Linked DNA regions of Homo sapiens: region 1 is linked to region 2. The links are chromatin loops, found by intact Hi-C in ENCODE. Cell type or tissue: heart left ventricle. All regions are shown on one strand.

The links. Hi-C counts contacts between places; a loop is a spot of excess contacts. Peaks named below come from ENCODE experiments on the same cell type or tissue, not always from the same donor. Only the 100,000 strongest peaks of a DNase experiment are listed, where the experiment ranks them.
Region 1: it touches region 2 in a loop (2.3-fold over the local background); 14 of 110 quality-filtered maps call a loop at or near these places.

Annotation. Positions count from the first base shown.
Region 1 is chr7:132,398,933-132,406,932 of GRCh38, reverse strand. All of the region lies in intron 3 of PLXNA4 (plexin A4), which reads left to right. LOC105375511 (a long non-coding RNA gene) reads right to left here and starts at 3,287. Exons shown (of 4, transcript XR_927983.3): 1 at 3,214-3,287; 2 at 127-249. In heart left ventricle, no CTCF peak of the experiment used is centred here; DNase peaks (open chromatin) are centred at 3,832 and 4,081; H3K27ac peaks cover 1,700 bases.
Region 2 is chr7:132,496,113-132,504,112 of GRCh38, reverse strand. The region is part of intron 2 of PLXNA4 (plexin A4); the gene reads left to right. Among named protein-coding and RNA genes, the nearest start is that of PLXNA4, 76 kb to the left of the region's middle. In heart left ventricle, a CTCF peak has its summit at 3,143; a DNase peak (open chromatin) is centred at 3,171; H3K27ac peaks cover 408 bases.

The DNA of each region.
Region 1 (8,000 bases), 97 kb after region 2:
TGAGTTTTCCCCTCAAAATGAACACCTACTCTATTTTGATTCTCTCGGTGCCCACTCAACCTTCTCTGCAAATGCAGAGTTGGGGAAGCACAAGGACATTCGAGATTTGAACTTGGCCCTTCTTACCTTCATTCACAGAGAGGTTGCGTGGCTCCTGGGAGACAGGTCACCCAAATTCTAGCCCTCACTCTTAACAACCTGTGTGGTTCCAGGTGAGTCGTAAATGCCCCTGGGTCATGCTCTTTTAACCTGTGAAACAGAAGGCTGGATGAGGTAAACCCTGGACCTTTTCTTTTCTTTTTTTTTGGTTTTATAAATTTGAGACATGATAAAAATCAGATATGCCTAAGTAAGTGATACTTGGCTAGGAGGGAGCAGATGCTCTGAAGCTAGGAGGCCAAAGGAGAAGCCCTATTCTTTTCATTCATGTGGTCAGGAGGCTCCTGGGTTTCCCATAGCATCCAAAGATGGGAGAGTTAAAGGTGAACAACAGGTGAGTTAGAACGCGCTCTAGTTTACTCAATTCCTAAAAATCTCAGAAGTGAGGAAATAAGCCACAATTGGAGTAGCTGAGTAACTGACTCCAATTTTGAAGAAGTTCTTGAAGTGCGTGAGTGACTTATCTAATGTCAGCTTCATTTATGGGCCACGGAAAAAATACTCAGACCATTGTGTGGCAGGAGGGCATGCTATCCCTTTCAAATGAGCCAACTTCTGTCTGGGCTGAGAATTAGTCATTGGAAGGATGCAGAAATCCTTCTCTGTGAAGAGGTTCATGGATCTGAAAAGTTCTTTTAACCCTGCAGTGTAAGCCTGGAGACACTTGGACTCTGACTTTGTCAGGCAGTCTGTCCCTTTGCAAAATGGGATTTCTGCCTGCACTGAGGCCACATTGAGTCATTGTCACTGCCCTGCTGCTCAAATGGTGCTTTCCAAGCCAGGGGGCCACAAACTCATCGTATGGCTTTAAGTCAATGTAGTGGGCTGTGGCCAACCTTCTTTTAAATGGAATAGAGTAAGAAAGAAAAATATCTGAGTGCATTACAGGTAGCAAGGGGAAGACTTGTTTTCCTGGGTTTCATCCTGGTTTTCAATGTGAGTAAGATTTCCTGGGTAGGCCTCCAGCGAAACAATTTTTAAAACTGCCCTAAAGGATGGGGAACCTGAAGTCTAAGGAATCCAGATGCTCTCTGCACATCCTCACAATGTATGTTTTGTGCCACATGGGTATGTGTAGTGAAAACCAGAAATACCACCTGGCTCTGCAAGTGATGGGCTGTGGGACCTGTGGGGCATCCACTCAGCCCAGCGTCCCTGGCTTTGCAGCCTGGGCTCCAGATTGAGGAGGCCTGCTAAGCCGACACCTCCTCCCCTGGGAGGACCGAGAGCTGTCACCCATCTTTCCAAGGCTGGCAGTAACCAGGACTCTCCATTTCCTGTGGCCCCTGCTCCTCTGACTGTTTTTCTTGAAGACCAGGGAAGTTGAACCAAGGAAGAGTGAGATCAGAGAGAAAAGGGGATGGCTGGCTCAGCATCTCGTGGTGAGTCCAATGTAGCAGGTATGGAATCACAGTTCCTAGGATTTCCTAAGTAAGAGCAGCTGTAGGCACAGCCTAGTCCTGCCTCATCAGTGTACAAGGAACCCAAAACTCGGCATTGCGGTAGCCCATTTCAAACCCAGACTTTTAATCACCAAGGCCCAGGCTCCACTGCCCTGCCTCCCGATTTCAGCCAAGCTGGGAGTACCATGTTTCAGCAAACTGCTTCTGAGAGCTATGGAGTAGAAAACATACATCCCTCAGAAGAGAATGTGTCCAACACACACACACATGCATACATGCACACACACACACACACACATACACACACACACATACCCTCAGCTGCCCTCTCTTATTATTTTGCTGAAACAATGGATCCCCTTGATGTTATTTTAAAGTAGAACGTCAGACTCAGATCCTTCACAACAAGGAGGACCAGCCCTGGGGAAGCCAGTGGGAACACTGGGGTGACAGGAAGGCAGTAGTACCCCACCCTGTGCAGTACTCCCCCTGAAGCTTCGTCTTTCCACCCTCTATACCTTCTGGTCTCCTGGGCCACAGGGATAATAATAGTAGTAGTAGGCATCAGAATAATAATCACAACCTACACCAGCTTGGCACTGTTCTAAGAACTTTACATGAATTATCTCAATCTCTATACCCCTATGAGGTGGCGCTGTTACTATCACCCCCTTTAACAGGGGACAAAACATGGGAAAGTTAAATAACATGATCATATTGCTCATTAGGATGCCAATCAAGCAGTCTTACTTGGGAGTCCATTCTTAATCACTACCCTGTAGTGTGTGGCCTCCATGTCACCTGGTGCACTGCCAGGTCCATGTAACAGGGACACTGTGACACCAGCAAGCCGTGTTGGTTGTGTGGCCATCCTGTTCTGCCACCCAGTGGGAGGCCACCTGCCCACTGCCCCCTGGCTCTGGGCCTGTGAGGGCTGGTTGGTGACAGTGGTGGAGGCTGCGCACCAGCCTTCTCCTCTGCCTCACAAAGGCTAAGGGGGCTGCATATCGTTTTGGTTGTGGTTTGAGTGATGAAGTCACTGGGGGGAGTCCCCCATAGTCTAGGAAAAGGGGTCTTTGGAAAGCTTTCTTGGGACATTTCCTGGAGTTGTGTTGGGCGGGCCCATCAGAGCTGGTGGCATTGTGTGTAGCCTCACATCAGCCTCCTGGAGGGTTAGTAAGGTTCAGCCTTCTCATGGAGCTATTTAGGGTCAAGGCCTCTGGGTTAATTCCTCAATGGGCTCTGACCCATCCTGTGTTATGGAGGTGCTTGGGGACCCGTGGAAACAAAAGAAGTGAAAGAAAGAAAGCCTTGTCTCCTGGCCCACCACAGAGCCCAGGTGAATATCTGCTCCCCAGAACAGCAGGGCCAACTACAGACCCGTTATCCGGCTCTGACCTTCCCTGTTGCACTTCCTGAGTCCCGCCCCTACTGAATGGAGCATGTCTGTTGCAGACTCTCCTGGCTGCCCTGGGGACTGAGAAGGGGTTTACTTGGAAGGAGGACAGGACACCAAAAGTCGGCAAGTGGGTCCAGATGGCCACTTTCTCCCTCCTGATCCCTCAGGTCCTGTCCCCGAAGTAAGCCCCCAAATGCCCTCTTCCCTGCTCTCTGCCTCTTCCCTCCCACCCCACAAAGTGAAGCCACAAACCTGCATTTTGGAGTCCGCAGGCAGATTCCTCTGTCATCACTTCCCATGGGGTGGGAGGAGGTTGGAGAGAGAGAGTGGAGGAAAAGCCAGGCCAGGAAGGGAAAAAAAAGTCCCAATTTAAACCCAGGCCAATTTGGGAATTCAGCTGACACAGCAAGCAAACGCGATCAGTAAGAAGTGAGAGGGAGATGATTTATGTTTTGTGCCTGAGGATCCACGGAAGACTTTCAGGTGTCATCAGGGTTACCCCGTGATCTTTAGCAGCAATTAGGGCCCCCTCCCGTTACCTGCCTGCCTGGTTTTAGGCTCACGCTGCCAGCTCCTCCCCTGAGTAGGGGAAATCTTAAAAGCCTCTCTCCCTTGCCTGACTTCTCTTTTTCAACTTTCACATTTGGATGAAAATGGGACACTGGCATTCTTTAGAGAGAACATGATTGAGTGCTGGCTCCTGAGGGGGCAGTGCATTGCCAGCATCCATGCCCTTCCCTGCTGCTTTTGTGGACCAGGCATAGCAGGCGTCAGGGCCTCTGAGTCTGGGGCCGGGACCTGGGCTCTGTGTAGTGGGAGAGATCATCTTCTCTCATCTTCCTGCTCCAAGCACTGCCTCCTGGGATGTTGGCATGGAAGTGGCTGCCCAGCCTGCCCTCTCTGGCTCTGAACCACACAGAGAGCCAAGGCAATGCAGCTGGCCAAGAAGAGATGCTTGAGGTTAGCTGTGGGGGAAGAGAGATCCAGTTATTACGCATTTGCATGGTGGCGGTGCGTCAGCTGAGTGTTTTGTGTTTTGTTAATGAGCTCTTCAACACTAGCTCTCTGGATTGGGGGTCAATGGGTGGGCGTGCTCAGCACAAGAAATGAAACAACTGGGTCAAGGACACGCAGTTTCTGTCCATGCTGGAGGTGGCGTTCCCAGCCAGACCTGTCTCATGCAAAGTGATGGTGCTGTGGTAATAATGTAGGAGGTGTTTCTCCTGATCCTCGGATGCCTCCTTGTTAAACCTGATTGATCCGATGGACTGAGCGGCTCGGGAGCAGCCTGTCCTTTGCTCTGCATACCCTGTGATGGCAGTGGCCAGTGCTACAAGGTGAGAAAGCAGGCTTTGAGAGGGGAGCTGTGTTTTTGGCAGGGGGTATTTCCTGCAATAAGATGATTAGCCAGCTGCCCCTCCCATAGTGGCAGCCTGCAGCAGCACACTGCCCCTCTCCCCTGTGTGTATGTTGGACTAATTAATAACAGGAAAAGGCAAAGAGATGTTCTCCAAGGCATTTAGAACTTGGACTTGAGTATCTTAAAGCTCTTTCTCCACCTTTACAATGGAGCCCCTGTGCCTCGCTAGGGTGGCTTCCTCATGTTAGGTGAGTGCCCCAAGTTACTTTTTATAGCTTTCTGTCTCCCCGCCTACCGTCAGGGTGTCTGGCACCTGTCACTTCTCACTGTTGTCACTGATCCTGTCTGATGCAGCTCTCCTGCTGCCACTTAATTTGTTCTTTTTAATTTGCTACGGGCTTGGAAACAGATACTCAAGCTTATTAGACTTGTGTATAAAATAAGAATAAAGAGGTGTTGCATGATTACTCTAGGGACCTGCTGAGTCAAGTGCATTCGCTTTGGTATGTAGGCTTGAGATTTCCATTTTACCCTTTCCCGGGTCATTTCTGGTATTTTCTAGCACCTGGCTGGGCTCTCGACTGGGGAATCTAAGGCCAGCTGAAGTGCAGTCAGGCAAAGTGACATGAACCATGACAAGGACTGCTTACTTTTATACCCATCGATACTATATTCTGAAGCCTCTCCAGCCTCCCCCTCTTTTGCTTATCTGAGAGATGCCAAGTGCCTTCTGGGGAATTGGCTTTTTGCTGAAAATTGCTCTTGGCAATTTGCAGGGACTTAGAGCTGGTTCAGGTGTTTGAAAGATCCACTCGTCTAAGCACAGGGATAGAGCCAGTTTATTATGAAAAGTTTTATCCATCTTCACTCCTCAGCTGTCCCCAAGTTCAGTTCTTCCCCTCCTCCCCAGTATGGCCACACAATCTCTGAGCCCTTCTTTATTGGCTTAGAGGGCCCTTTCCCGTCCTCTGAATTCTCCACTTATGCCCCGTCCTGATTAAGTTCCACTTCACCATGAAGTCTTCCCTCATCCTACCGGACTTCCTCTAACCTTATGCGTCTGTTCAGCAGTTCACTGATTTGCTCCACAAGTATTCATGAAGCTTTTGGTACTGTATCACATGCTGATTGTTTCTGGATTTCATGTGTGTGTCTCACCTTCCCAACCTTCATGAGCAAAGGTTCTCAGCCTGGGCTTCACATTAGAACCACCTAGGGAGCTTTTAAAACTCTGATGCTCAGGCTGCAACCTAGTCCCATTAAATCAGACACTGGAAGCGCATTTTTTTAACTTTGCCTTTTGAGATAATCGTGAATTTGCATGCAATTGCAATAAATTGTACAGAGGGGTTCCTGTACCCTTCACTCAGTTCTCCCCTCCACGTGGCATCATTTTGCATAACTATAGTACAATATCACAAATGGAAAATTGACTGGTACAACCCACCAAGCTTATCCATTCAGATTTCACCAGTTTTTTGCATTGGCGAGTGTGTATTTAGTCTTGTGCAATTTTATCACATGTGTAGATATGTGCCAGCCAAAGGTCTCTCCCTTTTTCACAGGCCCTAGAGACCTGATCTGAGATCGTGCATGTCAGGTCGCTGGAGTCCTCTTCTGGCCTGCTTGCACAGATAGCTATTTGCAGGGCTCGGGAATGAAATTGAAAATAGACCAAACAATGTGACAGTTTTCTCCTGCTATTTTTTCTTCCACGAACAGAATGTTCAGCATTATTTTTTTCTCTTTGTGCAATATTGCAAGTGAGAAATAATCTGATTGGAATGCTGGCTTATGCTGTTTATGAGCCTGCAGTCTCCCACAAGCTGTGCGCAGGGAGCTTTCCCGAGGAGGACATCTAGGGACTTGCAAGATGAAAGGTTTGGGGAGTAGCTGTGGCCACACCCAAAACGCTGGTGAGGCTAGGAAGTAAATGCGTGGTATGCATACGGATGGTACCCCTGGAGGCTTCTCTTTCCTGGGAGTGTTCTCATGTGTTTTGCCTGAAAACTATCAAGGAGTGGCCTGGCCCATTCACACAGGGCCTGGGAAAGAAGGGTGAGCGTGTCTGAGGCTGGGGTACATTATGTCACAGATTTTGTCTGCTGAATAGCTGGGAGGAGAGACGAGCACCTTGAACTACCTGCTTGATTTTGTCAAACATATGGAATTTGAGGCCTAAGATGGACTGGCTGTAGAGAACACAAGAGTCTGGGTGACAGGTAGGAGACAGGACAAAAGGATACTCTTCTGCATCCTCCTAGGGACTCCTTCCTAATCTCAACAGAGAGGACAGGAAAATATAATTGTCAGTGTCACATGGGAACTTAGAGAAAGTGGAGTCCTTTACTTCCTGGGAGACCTTAATCTGAGGATGTTAATTCCTTTTTTTAAGAAACACGTATGGATCATTCACTCTGTGCCTGGTATGAAGCTTGGTTCTGGGGCACAAAGGTAACAAATACACAGACAGACTAGGTAGGCATTTGTCTGTTTAGATGTGGATGAATTTTATTTTATTTTTTCTCCGGGGGTAGGAGGTGGACTGGCGTGGGGTAAGGGAGGAAGTTGATTATTTTGATTTATTCCAACTTACAAATGCCCAGAAGATGTAGGTATGGGACCATCTGATCACAAAGGTCACATTCCTCCCCTTTCATGCCCATGAAAGTATTCTAGATCTCGATTGGATTGTTAGTTACACAGGTGAAGGCATTTGTCAAAAACTCATCAAAGTGTGCACTGAAGATCTGCACATTTCATTGCGTGTACATCTTACCTTAAAAAAATCACACTCCAAACAGAAATGGAAAAGAAGCAGTGAAGCCCCAGTTAAGAGCAGTCTACTTTCATCAGGAATAAAACCTGATTTTGAAATTTCATCCTAACAACATTTTCAGATGCCAGAACCCACTACATTGAATATACCTGTGGCCCTGCAGCTCTGCCCTCCAAAGCACAGATGTGTGACCTTCAGCAAACTCACTGTAGCCCTGCCCAGGTGTGCCTGCTTCTGCTTCTGGAACACTCTTCCCAGACTGCACTAGGACCAGTGTGGTCCCGCCTCCCCCATGAAGCCTCTCTTGATTTCTCCAGTCAGCCGAAGTGATCTTTCCTTTTTTTGTTTCACCTGCATTGACTGCCTTAATATAACGTGACTCTTATTATTCAGAGTCTTTCATTCACATTTACTAAATAAGCCAGCACATATAAAGAGCGTGGAACAGTGCTTGGCACAAAATAAATGCTGAAGAAGTGATCATGACTATTTTTGTTGTTGCTATGTTTTATGCTTATGATCAGTCCCTCTAAGGCCTGTGTCTTTGACTGACATACAAGCTGATATGTCTTGCAGGGACTGGGTTGTGTCCCTTTGGTGACCAGTGTGATGCTGAGCCCTTGCGCCCATTTGAATCCATTTGAATCTGCAGAACTGTGTGTAAATACTCCAGGCAAACTTGAAGCCCGTGGGTGTAATAGAGACGTGACTGAGGGAAATTCTAGCAGGGACCTCTGTACTTTAATGCAGCACCAATCAGATGGCATGGGATGGGAGGGGATGCCCAGGATTCTAAAACCCTTATCCAGCCCTGTGGTTGAGAGGCCTTGAGAAAAACCTGGTGCCAGGGCCAGCTGAGGAGTGGAGGTGGCAGCCACAAAGGCCATCTTTGTGGACAGC
Region 2 (8,000 bases):
GAGGGCTGGTTGGCCAGGAGTGGCCTCCTCATGGGAATGTGTTGCTGTGGACATAAACGAACCTGTCACAAATGTACATTCCTGAGTGGGCACCAAGTGTGGAGGCTAGGGAAGCAGCTGGGGCTTTCTGGTGTCAGTGGAGGGTGGGAACAGCAGCTTCCGCCTTCACCCTCTGAGCCATGCTTTACCCCTGTCCTGGCTTTCTCCAGCCTGGGTGGAAAGAGGTCTCCCAGAACAAGTGGGTTAGTATCTGAAAGTAACTCTGAGGATCTCATGAGGACATGGGTATGAGGGGGGGTCCTAGAGGGTCTGTCAGAGCCCCAATTGTCTTGGGACTCAGGGGACTAGAGGTCAAGCTGAGACTGATTTGCTAATGAGCACTCATGTGGGGAATGGCAGTGATTTCATTTCTCAGTTTCTGTGGCTTATCACTGGTGCATCTCTATCCCCAGCCCCTTTTGAAGGCTGCCATCCAGGCTCCCTGAGGCCCCCTGTCTGCAGAGCATGTGACAGACAGTAAGGCTGGGGAGCCCACACCTGTGGCCTCTGTCATGTGCCAGGACCTTATGCAGGAGAAGGTGATGGCTGTCTGTCCTTCTCTGGGGGGGACCTGACACTCCTGACTTGGAGTGGGCAGCTGGCTGGAGAAGATGCTGGGTTTGACCAAGCACCTGGCATCCCAGAATTCCCCAGGCATAGGGTTATCTATACCTTCTCTCCTTTCTTCACCTTCCTGGGGCAACCTCATCCAACACTAACGAACTAGCACCTCTTAATAAACTAATGAATGGTGAAACATATATGGAGCCCTAGGGAAGGGCTTGGCAATGCACTCCCTCCTGGTGGATACCAAGCATTGTGGAATGGCATCTGTCTCCAGGAGCCCACACAGTGGAGGAGAGAGATGCACACCAGCAGGTCATTATGGCCTGGGTGATGGGAACAATGGCTGTGGTCATGGGAGTGACTGTCATTCACTCCACTTCAGTCTTCCCTGACTTTGGAACTGATTGAGCCATGGGTATGGGAGTCAGATAGTCTCGGCCATAGTACTGATTAGGCGGTGTGGAGAAAGGTGGCATGCAGAAGGTGCAGAAATCAGCTTCTCAATCTCCCTGTCAAGCCTTGACCTGAGTGTCCCTCAACTAGAAAATTTGGGTCCTTGGAGCAGAAACTATTATCCAGCATCACCAACTGACACCTGTCAAACCCCAGTAGTGGGAGCAGAGGGCAGAGACCTCCCGGCTGTCTGGAAATAACACACTGGAGTTTGCATGGTACCTGATGGTTAACAAGGGCTTTCTCACAACTTTTCTTCTCCCAACAATACTGTAGGATAATGGAAGGGCAGGCATCCTCTGCAGTTGAGGGAATGGAGGAACACAAAACTCAAGTGTTTCACTCAAGGTCATGTAATTAGTAAACTGAAGGCTGTTCTGTATCCTAATTCTCAGCTTGGTGCTCTTCCCGTGGTGTTTCACAAGAGTGTGCTAGCAGTGTCTGGGGTGGGCAGTTCTTGGTGCAGGGACTGCCTGATATTGTAGGGCGTTTGTGATCCGGGGCCCTACAGTGCTGAGCACCAGTGGAAGTTCCCAGCCACTACAAGACTAGAAAACCTCTCACATTTCCAGAAGCCTCTCGTTGAGAACCATTGCTAGACCCAGCTCCCACCTGACTCTGGAGTTTACCCACCAGCCCTGTGTAGTCCCACAAGGGCCACACAGGCACAGGAGATGGAGCTGTTTCTTTTTAACCCAAAGCTCCCCTTCCTGCCCTGCTGTGTGCATGACTGGGTGGCGATGGAGGTCCCCTTCCACGTGCCGTTCCTTTGACTCACTGGTTTCCTAGGCATGGCAGTCCTGAGCAGGAGACAGGGTCACCCCCTTGGACTTGGGCTGGCCTCACATTCCAGTCTGGGTGGTTACTCAGGTTGGTCTGGCGCCTGAGATCCTGAAACTCCACGAAAGTGAGCATCCGGAATGGCCAGGCAGGCATCCCAGGCTCTGGGGCCTGGCTTCTGCAGGTCTTCTTGGGGTGTTTTCTTTTCCCTGTCAGCAGGAAGCACAGGGCTCAGACTTGATGGGGTTGTATCCTGTTGTTTATGGCATTAGACGAGGCTTGCTTTTTCTGCTCAGCTCTTGTCCTCTCTAGACCTGGAACTCCTCCTCTTCCCCGCACCATCCTTCCTCTCTCATCTCCACTACACTTGCCATACACACCATGGCCCATGCCACACTCATGTCCCAATAAATGCACACATCAAAAATCTAACACATTGGTCTGAGTGCCCACCTCTCATGGCCCATGACCCTGTACTCCAGATTTCTTATTTAGCACTGGGTGCCTGACATATCACAGCCCCAATCTTTATAGAATCAAGTCTTCCCACTCTCTCGGAGATGGCACCTGTCTCAGGTATTTAGGTGAAAGGCCCGCCCACCTCCCTCTTTTTGGCCAGCAGGGTTTGCAGTAAAAGTCCCATCCCAGACTAGTGTGCATGGTGCTTTGTGTGACAGGTAGCTGAGCCCTGGGCGATGTGTTGGGTTTGGCAGGAGCAAAGTTGAGGCTGGCTTCCTAGGCTGGATGTACTCTCCCAGGATGCCCACCCTGGAGGCCATCGGGTCAGCAGGGAGTGAGGCGGGACCCAGGAGTCACACAGGCTGAATTTTAACGCAGACTGCTGCCAGGAGAGCTTAGCACAAAGTCAGGTTTGAGGATGTGTGCTCTCACAATACTGAGACATGGACTGCATGTCATGAGCCCGAGCACAGTGGCGTACACACCCATAGCACACCCATGTGCACACACCCATTCTTTCTGTCCTTGATGTCTGTCCTCCTCGTTGCTGTCTGTTGCTTTCTCTGTTTCTCTCCTCTTGCTCACTCACTCACACTCTTGGTGCACGGTCCTCTCTTAGCCTTTCTCTGTCTCCCTATTTCTGTGACTTGTTCTCCCTCACCCCCACACACTCTGCTCAGCAGCAAGTACAATGAGATTTCTCTCTCTCACACACACACGCCTCATGCAGTGTGAGATAACCCTGCCAAAATGGGAAGCCAGACCTCTTGTTCAATGGGCACATAGACCAGCCCTACTTAACAATCCAGATCTGGACTTCTGGGCCTTCCCTTCAATTCCTTTCGTCCTCACAGGGTGGCGTCTTGGCCGGGTTACTGGTCTAGGAGTCAGGATCTTTGGGTCTCAGCCAGTCCCAGCTTGTGAGATATCACTGGGCAAGCAGTTTCCCTTTTGCTTTGAATCACACATTTTATCTTCAAGAAGGAGATGATAAAAAAGTATCCTTTTAATAAAGAGTCCGGAAGCTCCTAAGGAAAGAGAAATATACAGATGTTAATAACGATAGACACACAGCCCCTTATATTCATAGGACACTCAAACATCTTCATAGCATCATCCTGTGTCTCCTCCTTTAGTTATAATAACCACCCAAGGGGACAGAAAGGGGCGTAATAATATTGCAGTGATTTCATGCTTAGAATTTTTTTTCCTTCACCAATACCTGCTTTTGAGAGATTTGGGCTGTGCTTAATGCAGGTGTGGTGTTTGGTATCTCAGGCCCTAGGATGTGCTCCAGCTGCCTTTATTATTATTATTTCCCCTTCCCCTTCCCCTCCCCCTCCTTCTTCTTCTCCTTCTCCTTCTTCTTTTGAGACAGTGTTTCACTCTTGTTGCCCAGGGTGGAGTGCAATGGCGCGATCTTGGCTCACTGCAACCCATGCTTCCCGGGTTCAAGCGATTCTCCTGCCTCAGCCTCCTGAGTAGCTGGGATTACAGGCATGCGCCACCACGACCAGCTAATTTTTGTATTTTTAGTACAGACAGGGTTTCATCACGCTGGCCAAGCTGGTTTCAAACTCCTGACAGGTGATCCACCCACCTCGGCCTCCCTCCAATTGCCTTCCTTTCTATATAGCACAGGTTATGAATGATAAGATAATGCATTTGGGTGACAAGACACATTTTGGGCCAGTGCTTGCTGCTGTTACCTTCACATGTCCCTTAGTTTTTGTAAGGTATAAGGGAAGGACTGCACATCACCACACCAGGCTTGTTTCTTTTATCAAGAAAGTCAGTGGAGAGAAGGAGAAAGAGACAACTGAGAGAGCTCTTCTCCATCTGGCCTCTCAATTTACATGTTTTCCCTAGTGTGTGTGGCCCTATGGGCAGGAAACGGGGTCAGTGGGAGAGAAGCAGCCCACTCCCTTCCCTGGTCTCTGTGCCATTACTGTGTCTCCGTCAGTGTTCCAAAATATAATGGGATTTGTTCGGCTGATTTATCCCACACGCAGGCAACATTACCCAGACCCACACCTAGACCCGAGGAGCAAGAGAGGAAGATACATTGCCGTGAGAGTGGGGCTAATAAAATTTATTTCCACTAATGAGGGAATGACCTACCCCATAACTCAGCCTGGGGAGCAGGGCCACTGCTTCCCAGCACCCACCAGAAAACACACAAACTTAATCATCATGGTATTTCTCACTTCAATGACAGCCCTTGTGGCTGCTGAGTCTGCCTGCCATAGACTCCAGGAGGGACAGTGGGATTTGGGATTGATGGACTGGTGGCATGGGATTTATCTGCCCCTGACAGGTAGCCACTGGGGTTCTCTGGAGCTAAAGTACAAAAGGAGAGAGGTGGCACCCCAGTAGGTTTTGGTTGTTACCATTCGCAATGCTGAGAAACTTCCCTGGGATTTCCCATGGGTCTGGTGTTGGTTGCTAAACCAGCCCCCAGGGATAATGCCATCTGCAGAATTTCAATTCTCTTGGTAGGCTGGCCTAGAGCTCTGGCCTGTCCAGACTATTCCCAGGGCATGGCCCTGTCTGCTTCTCAGAGGGAGGAACACGAGGCTCTTGGCAGCTAAGCTAATGAGGAGAAGGTCATGGGTTCAACCCCTAGGATTCTGAGCTGAAGCTTGTCTTTGGCTGCTATGCTCAGCAACCCCTAGAAGGGGTGCACTGCTAAAGCTCGCTATTGGTTACAGCCTGGCCTGCAGAATGTGTGCTTGGCTTAATGCCCTTCTCCAGGGAAAACTGCTCAATTTAGTGACATTAGTTCCCTATTAGAAGGATAGCTTGTTTTCATGATGAGTGAAAGACCACTTAGATATCTGGTGGGCTTGGGCCACAGATGGTCCCAAAACACACATAGAAACTTCAAAATGAGTATTAAAAGAAGTGTTGCTTTTAGCAAATGGCTTTCATCATTCCATAGGTAGTTAAATGCATTCATTTAATGAATATTTGCATCAAAATCCCCAGCCCCACCTCCTAAAACACAATGACTTTCTATCCTGTTTTCTGGTCTGCTCTCCTCCTTTTTGAGATGCCCAGAAGCAAAGCTCTTGGTTCTTGAGAACTGGGGCCATATGATAGTCCCCACTTATCCTTGGGAGATGCTTTCCAAGTCCCCCAGTGGATGCCTGAAACCACAGATAGTCCCAAACCCCATATATACCGTGTTTTTTCCCATGCATACTCTCATGGTTTGGCTATGTCCCCATCCAGATCTCATCTTGAAGTCCCACATGTTGTGGGAGGGACCTGGTGGGAGGTAATTGAATCATGGGGGCAGGACTTTCCTGTGCTGTTTTCGTGATAGTGAATAAGTCTTATGAGATCTGAGGATATTATAAGGGGGTGTTTCCCTGCACACACTCTCTCTTTTTGCCTGCTGCCATCCGTGTAAGACCTGTCTTCCTCCTCCTTGCCTTCTGCCATGATTGTGAGGCCTCCCCAGCCACGTGGAAATGTAAGTCCATCAAACTTTTTCTTCCAAGTCTCCAGTATGTCTTTATCAGCAAATGGACTAATATACATACATACCTATAATAAACTTTAATTTATCAGTTAGGCACAGTAAAAGATTAACAGTAATAATAATCATAAAATAGAACAGTTATGACAGTATACTATAATAAAAATTATGTGAACATTGTCTCCTCTGTCTCTCAAAAATCCCTTATTGTGCTCTACTCTTCTATTTTTGGGCAGTGGTTGATCTGAAGCTGCGGTAACTGAAACCATGGAAAGTGAAGCCAAGGATCAGGGGAACTACTATAATTTGTTGGGTTGTTTTTCCAACCCCAATACACTTTTCTCTAAGCCCCTGCAATGATGTGTTTGTCTAACTGGGTTGTTGTGACTGTGGCTTGCTGGCTCTCCCTCTTTCTGTTACACATTCGTTTTCCCTACAATCTCATTGAAAAAGACACCCGAAAGAATCATTCTGAGATGAAGCATTAGTAACTGAGTGTATGAGCCCTCACTCCAGCATTGTTTCCATGGCCTGTGCTCACAACCAGGGTGCAGGGGTCAACTTTCACCTATTATAGGACTTCTCTGGCTTGCTTTCAAGAGACTTCAATCTCATAGGGCCAGCGTGGGTCCTGTGTCTCAATGTCACGTGTCTGAAGGCAGACCTTCTGGGGAGGGCTAGGAGTCATAAAAGAGAAAGTTTAGGCATTACAGGAAAGCAATCAGAGGATTGGATAGTCAGGTCTTTTTGATTTCTTTGTTACAGAATCATCACTCAAGCACATGGAAATATCTTATAGAATAATAGGCTTTCTGAGGAGCTAAACCTAAGCCTACTAGAGACTCCCAGAGATATTTCTACCTCCCTGTGGACACTCTCCACTTACCTCTACCCCTGAGGAGGTATTGTGGAGTAAACACGATGTCATCTCAAGGGGTGGATGCATTTTGTGTATTTATGAACACCTTAGGGGTCAGCCGTCATATTTGAGATACGGTTCCCAATAAGTGGGTGATCATTATCTCCCTGTACTGCAGAGCTTTACAACTGGAGCCTGCATTTAGACATGAGCTATTACAGTTTATCTGATCAATATCTCCCTTTAAAAAGAAATCCCACATGTGTAATTCACTGATTCCCCATTTCCAGTGGAGGTGTGCTATGGTCAGCAACCAGGATATGTGTATGTGTGTGTGTGTGTGTGTGTGCGTGCGTGCACAAGTGTGCATAAGTGTAATTAATGGGAAGAAATTTAGGGCTGCTCAACATGAAGAATATAAAGACCTTTTCTTTTCTGTATCAATAGGCAGCTCATGGGCTTCCCTTCCCTTTTTCTCCTAACTTGAATTTCTTTTCAAAACGTCATTTCTCACTTTCCTTTGGGATGCACAGACCCAGGAAAGGAAGAAGCCCAGCTTAAGTGAGTGGTCAGGGGCCTCCTTGGGAGGGGAGAGTTGGTTGCTTCCAGTTTCTGGAGATGGCAGAGCACTCATCCCTGGTGCTGGGAAAGGGACTGGACACATAGTCTCTTCCCCAGCAGTCCCCTGCCTTCCTCTGATCCTGGAATAGATTGTCTTTGGGACCACCCTCTAACAACCCCAGAGGAAACCCGTGCTTAAGATCAGTTTTTTAGCCAGGTGTGGTAGCTCATGCCTATAATCTCAGCATTTTGGGAGGCCAAGGTGGACGGATCACAAGGGCAGGAGTTCAAGACCAGCCTGGCCAACATAGTGAAACCCCGTCTCTACTAAAAATAAAAAAATTAGCTGGGTGTAGTGGCAGGTGCCTGTAATCCCAGCTACTCAAGAGGCTGAGGCAGGAGAATTGCTTGAACCTGGCGGGTGGAGGTTGCAGTGAGCCAAGATTGTGCCACTGCATTCCACCCTGGTAACAGAGCAGGACTCCATCTAAAAAAAAAATCAGGCTTTTTTGTTTTGTTTTGTTTTGTTTTTTCTGTCACCAGGAATTTGGGGTTTTGGTACCTATTTTCTCAGCAACTTGATAGGTAACTAGGGGAGGCACCTCACTCTCCAGGCCCCAGTGGCCCCTTCTGTAAAATGGGGCTGTTGGATTTTATGATCCTGAGTTATTTTCCGCATCTGAAATATGATGTGTGAAAGAGGGGCAGAATACTGTTTCATAAGCCAGAGAACTTGGACGTGAGCCCAGACCTCGCCTCTTCCTCAAAGTCATGCCTGCTCCCCAAGGCAGTTGGTGG